Linked DNA regions of Homo sapiens: region 1 is linked to region 2. Evidence: chromatin contacts called from ENCODE Hi-C data. All regions are on one chromosome and are shown on one strand. The core of a region is the stretch at or near the end of the contact, and the rest is flanking DNA. Distances in the headings are between cores, read along the strand shown. Region 1 overlaps GALNT1 (polypeptide N-acetylgalactosaminyltransferase 1). Region 2 holds the start of SLC39A6 (solute carrier family 39 member 6).

Region 1 (2,700 bases), core at 95-2,594, 510 kb after region 2:
GAGCAGTCTTTTTCAAACACACATTACAGTCTAGTCTCAAGCTTCCTTCTTGAGACCCTAACCATAAATTCAAGAGGAATAACTAAAATTTTTTAAAGATGTATTTAAACTAAACATACCAAAGAATATATACTTTTTAATGAATACAAGATTATTTTACAGGTTTAGACTACATTTAATGTAAATAATGTTAATTATGAATGAAAATGATGTAAAATTATTTTCCTAATGGTACTGCACATAATGCTATCTCATTGCACAAGAAAAATCAGAGCAGTTAACAGTTTTGCATTTTGCTGTGCTGTTAACTGCAGTAGTGCTCTCTATACATGTTAAGTGCTTGGCTATCAAAAAAAAAAAAAAAGAACAGCAAAGCAGTCTTAAAAGATGAAACCTTTATCTGCTAGAGCAAAGTTTATGGTTTCATTATAAAGAACCCTAATCTGAAGAGTTATCGAAAAGAAAAGAAGAAGAGAAAGGGAGAGAAATAATTTTTAAAATAGGTATTGTTTTTATTTTTTTAAGGAAAGCTTTTTTAAAAAAACTAAATGTGCTATGTTGATCTTGTTTTGAGTTTTGAATCTACAAATCAACTTAAAAAGACACTTTAGGGACCACTGAGGAAATATGATTATGAACTGGGTTACAGATGCTACTAAGCAATCACTGTTAATTAGGAATGTTAACAGCATTGTGGTCATATTCAAAATGTTCTCATTTTAAAGGATCTATACTGAAGAATGTTAGAGGTAAAATGACATGATGTCTTCCATTGCTTTAAAATACTTGGGCTTAAGAGCAGGGGAGTGAGGTTAGATTGAGAGGTGGAACACAAGTGGGAAAATGTGTTTGCTGAATCTGGAGAATGGATACAGGTTTAAGAGGGCTCGTTTCACTGTTCTGTCTACTTTTATATATGTTAGAATTTCTCGAAATATGATGTTAAAACAAAGAAGTAACTTTTAAACGTGTTTCAGATAGCTAAACGCTAAATTAGGATTTAACATCTTACTTTGGATTTAACATCTTACTTTGGCAGGCCAAATACTGCATACACTGGTGTTCTGTGAACAAAAGCAAGGCATATAGTAGACATTTGTTCACTTAACAAATTTGTTAACTGCCCTACTATATGCCAAGCATTTTACCAGACCATATGAGAACAAAGATGAGTTAGACAACATCACTGTCCTTAGGGAGGAAATGGTCAATATAAATACCTGTAATAAATGATTCTTGGTGGTGTGAGAGAAGAGTCTAGAGAACAGTAGCCACAGACAGGAAATGGAGGGGGGAGCTGTCTGAATGCCTGCAATGCGCCGCTTGCATTACATTCACCCGTCACTGCTGCTCAAATGGGGAAGGAACTACTCATAAAGTTTTGTTTGTTTTCATACCACACCTCACTCTGGCATAAATGAGTCAGGATCTATGGTTACAGGGTTCCTCAGTGGCTTAGGCATTAGAGAGAGAATTTTATCCTAATAACAACCCTTTCAAGTGGGTTTTATCTTCATTTTCAGCTGAGGAAGCTGAAGAGTCAGAAGTTTGAGGGGTGGACCATACTAGAGGACTGGAAGGTCTGAGAAGTCACAGAATTTGAAGAGTGGTGCCAATACAAAGGAGGAGAGAGCTCTGAAAAAGGAGTCTGAGACGATGCTAACTGCCACAGAGAAAGATTACGTGACACTGGAAGCTGTTTCTGCCAAGTATTCAGCAAGCTACCATGAATGTGGAGATTAAAACACAACACTAAAACACTAGAAGGTTTTACAACCTGTGCTAAGCAAAAGGAATCAAACATTACTCAAGACTTCAGGTGAGGATATGCAAGCCTTAGTACTTCTCATTAGCCATATGCAATGCAGGTCAGATAAAAAAAACACCCAGTGTCCAAAGCAATAACAGCTATATTTCTTTTAATAGAGATATAAATTAAACAGGAGAATAAAAGCATAACAACAATTACCAAGCACTTACTGTGTGCTGAGCACTTTGATGGGCACTGTATAACAATACTCCCAACAACCCAGTAAGCCAGGTACTATTATGCACACCATCTTACAGATAGGAAAACTGACACTTTAAAAAGTTAGGTAATTTGGCCAGCGTCACATAGACTATACATGTCAAGGCCAGAATTCAAAATTAGTCAGGTCCCAGCAACTATGATGAAACCCACAAACCTGTATCCTTTACCTTGTCTACCTCTGCAATTTACATAAATTAAATCATATTATAATGTATTCTTCTGCTACCTTTTAAATCCAACATTACGTTTTTAAGACTCATCCATATTGATGTAGTTCACTAACTTTGGTGTCATAGAGCAAGGGGTGGCAAACTAGTATTTTTGTAAATAAAATTTTATGGGAATGCAGCCACTCTCATTCATTTATATATGGTTTACAGCTGCTTTTGCACTACAACGTCAAAGTTGTTGGCCTTTACAGAGACTGTACGGCCTGCAAAGGCTAAAATACTTACTATCTGGCCCTTTACAGAAAAGTCTGCCAACCTCTGCCATGGAGTAGTGCAGTGGTATACTTGACAATGTCCAACTTTTACAATTTTGTCAATGTAGCTTTAATTTGTATTTCCCTGAAAACAACTGTTTACTGGCTATTCATTTTTCTCCTAAGAAACAGCTCTTGCTTTCTTCTGCCATTAACTGTTTTCACACTTACGTATGTATGCGTA
Region 2 (2,700 bases), core at 1-2,500:
TCCCCTATGACCTTTCCCCCAAACTGACACTTTCTCTAAAATGTCCATTCCCGTAGCTAAAACACAGGTAACATTTCCTTGAAATTCAATACAACAAAAGTTCATTAACCAAAACTGAAGGAAATACTGAAATGAGATTGCACCTGTGGGATGATGGTTTTAATCTACATATAAATTTCAATTGTTTTAAAACCCAAATTGATTAACGGTACTACAGTTCCCAAGGAAGGCTTCAGGTAAGATGCTTATCATTCGGGTTTCTGCGTGGGACTAACAGGTTACTAGCAGCTCATGGGCAGCAATGACCCTAGGATGACGCCACGCGTGAGACGGCAAAGGGTGAGGGGTGAGGAGCGAGTCCGGCAGGTCCACTGGAGACTCCGAGCCCAAACCCCGCTCCCCTGAGCCGACCCGACTCGCCTCCTAGGTCTGGGGCGGCAACTAACAGCGCGCCCGGAGCACGTCCACAGGTTCAACCCGAAAAGCACAAGGGTCGGCCGTCCAGCGACCTCTCTTACCAGGGGGTCATAGAGCACCACGGAGCAGGACGTGCCAAAGGCCAGAAGTCCTCTGGGCCCAGAGCTCCAGTTCAGGACTCCCCGCACCCGGTTTGGGCAGCAAAACACGTGAGAAGTCTCCAGCACGGGTGCCACCATGTCGCCAACTGGTCAGCCGCACAAACAAGAGACGCGCACTTCCGCCCTCGGAGCGGAACTACTAGGGTGGTTTCTCCTGAGGCATCACCCAGTCCACGTTTCGCAGCCAGCCGAGGGCCAGACGGAGGCAGCCCCGCCCCCCTGAGACTCTCCGTTCCCACCGCAGGCTGGAACCCCTGTGCAAGGCCGCCGCTTTGCTAGCTCTGCTCTTGGACCGTGGCCCCGCTCCGCGAACGAGCCAGGCCTTTGTCTCAAGAGCGAAATCCGACCCGAGTGGCTCGGGACCCTCCCGAAGGACCCGGGGCTCATGTGCCTGGGGCAGCGTCAGAAACATCTCGCTGCCCCTTACGACCCGGCTCCCAGCAGCAGCCAGGGCTGGCCCCGGGGGCGCTGGCTAGCGAGTAGGGCCTCGAGGAAATGACCCCCAACTGCTTACAATGCGCTAGGGCCGCGCCACGCCCCCGCGGCGTCGGCGAACACACGGAAAAGCGGATCCGTCTGCGGAGCCGGGTTCCGGGGTCGCACTGCGCATGCCCTGCAGTCCTGGGCGAAGGGGGCGGTGGTTCCCCGCGGCGCTGCGCGCGGCGGTAATTAGTGATTGTCTTCCAGCTTCGCGAAGGCTAGGGGCGCGGCTGCCGGGTGGCTGCGCGGCGCTGCCCCCGGACCGAGGGGCAGCCAACCCAATGAAACCACCGCGTGTTCGCGCCTGGTAGAGATTTCTCGAAGACACCAGTGGGCCCGTTCCGAGCCCTCTGGACCGCCCGTGTGGAACCAAACCTGCGCGCGTGGCCGGGCCGTGGGACAACGAGGCCGCGGAGACGTGAGTCTTTCAGGTCCGGGAGCAGGGCGGCTGGGAGGGGAGCTCCTCAGGCCAGACAGGCGTGGCGGGGTAGGGGTGGTTCTGCGGAGAACCGGATCCTGCGGACCGGGCAGGGGGGCTACAGAAAGAGGATGCTGGGGGGAGCCCGCCGCAGGCGCCCACTCACCCTAGAGAGCCGGACTTCTTAAGGTGCTCAGATGGGCTTCGGGGTGCAACGGAGGATTTTTTGAGGAAAAGATCCGTACTTTTCATCCCATATTCGAAGAAGGGACTGACGTGTTTAGAAATAAAAAGCTTTTAGAAGAGAGCTTTGTGCCCTCTTTTCCGTTTTCTGTACTCGCCTTTTTCTCTAAGGCCCTTCCCTTCTGCTTTCCTTTTTCCTCCAGCACACACCAACTTGCAGGAAAGGAGATCCTTCAACGGGTCCACGACCGCGCTCAGCATCCTCCCTGGAGAAAGGCTCGGAGCTGTCCCCTGTGCTAGTCCCCTCCCACCCCGCTCCTCGCCTCTCTCCTGGGAATGATTTCTAAATGTTTATCTTTTACCTAGTAAAAGAATTCCCGAAACTTCAAGCCCCAAAGATTCCTCTTTCAGGAGCCTCGTTCTACGCCGTACCTCCATTTCCCACTGTTCCCTGTATGATACCTCGCACTTGTGCAACACATGAGTTTAACGAGTACTTGTAATATACATTCCTTCATGTGTTTTCCTCCTTCGCCTTGCAAAATAGGTTTTACCGGTATTTTAGATAAGGTAATGAATGCGAGAGCCCTGTCCAAAGAACAGCTGACCGTGGTAGAGCTGGATAGCCCCATGCTCTTGCTTAGTTGTAAACTTGACGTCTGCGTCTTTTGCTGGAGATGTGAGTTTGACCACCATCACCTCCACCGTTGGTGCTGGACATCCTGCTGGATCTGAATTAACTGAATTCTGGCTCTGCTTAACTGAATTCTGCTTTTCAAGCTCCAACTCAATTGCTTCCTCCTCTTTGGGGCACAGGCCTTTGGTTCCAAACACTACTGTGGATGATTAACAGCCTGTGATTAAATGTTGACTGGTTTGTAGTAACACAAGGATGCTACAGTGAGTTTTTCATGAAGTTCAGTTTACTTTAAGAATTCTATGTATGGACATAATGTGTCTGATTCATTGTCAAGTCGGAAAAAAGATTCAATGTGTATTTAAAGTATACACTTATTTGAGGCTGGGCGTAGTGGTCACGCC

The links. A loop is a pair of places that touch in the nucleus more often than their neighbours do. Pooled maps may share reads with other maps.
Region 1: a pooled map shows a loop between it and region 2 (9-fold over the local background). The contact joins the enhancer-like site here to the promoter of SLC39A6 in region 2. A Hi-C loop is called at or near these places in 1 of 37 single-sample maps with no recorded cell type and 9 of 50 pooled maps.

What each region holds. Positions count from the first base shown.
Region 1 is chr18:35,615,700-35,618,399 of GRCh38, reverse strand. The region is part of intron 1 of GALNT1 (polypeptide N-acetylgalactosaminyltransferase 1); the gene reads right to left. Among named protein-coding and RNA genes, the nearest start is that of MIR3975, 25 kb to the right of the region's middle. Within about 2 kb of position 1,344, at least 20 of the 41 ENCODE cell types and tissues checked have a DNase peak (open chromatin) inside an H3K27ac peak, as active enhancers do.
Region 2 is chr18:36,127,890-36,130,589 of GRCh38, reverse strand. It overlaps SLC39A6 (solute carrier family 39 member 6), which reads left to right and starts at 1,250. Exons shown (of 10, transcript NM_012319.4): 1 at 1,250-1,476. ELP2 (elongator acetyltransferase complex subunit 2) reads right to left here and starts at 691. Exons shown (of 22, transcript NM_018255.4): 1 at 519-691. The coding sequence starts at 656. RefSeq lists enhancers at 440-649, 441-946, 810-999, 1,030-1,324, 947-1,452.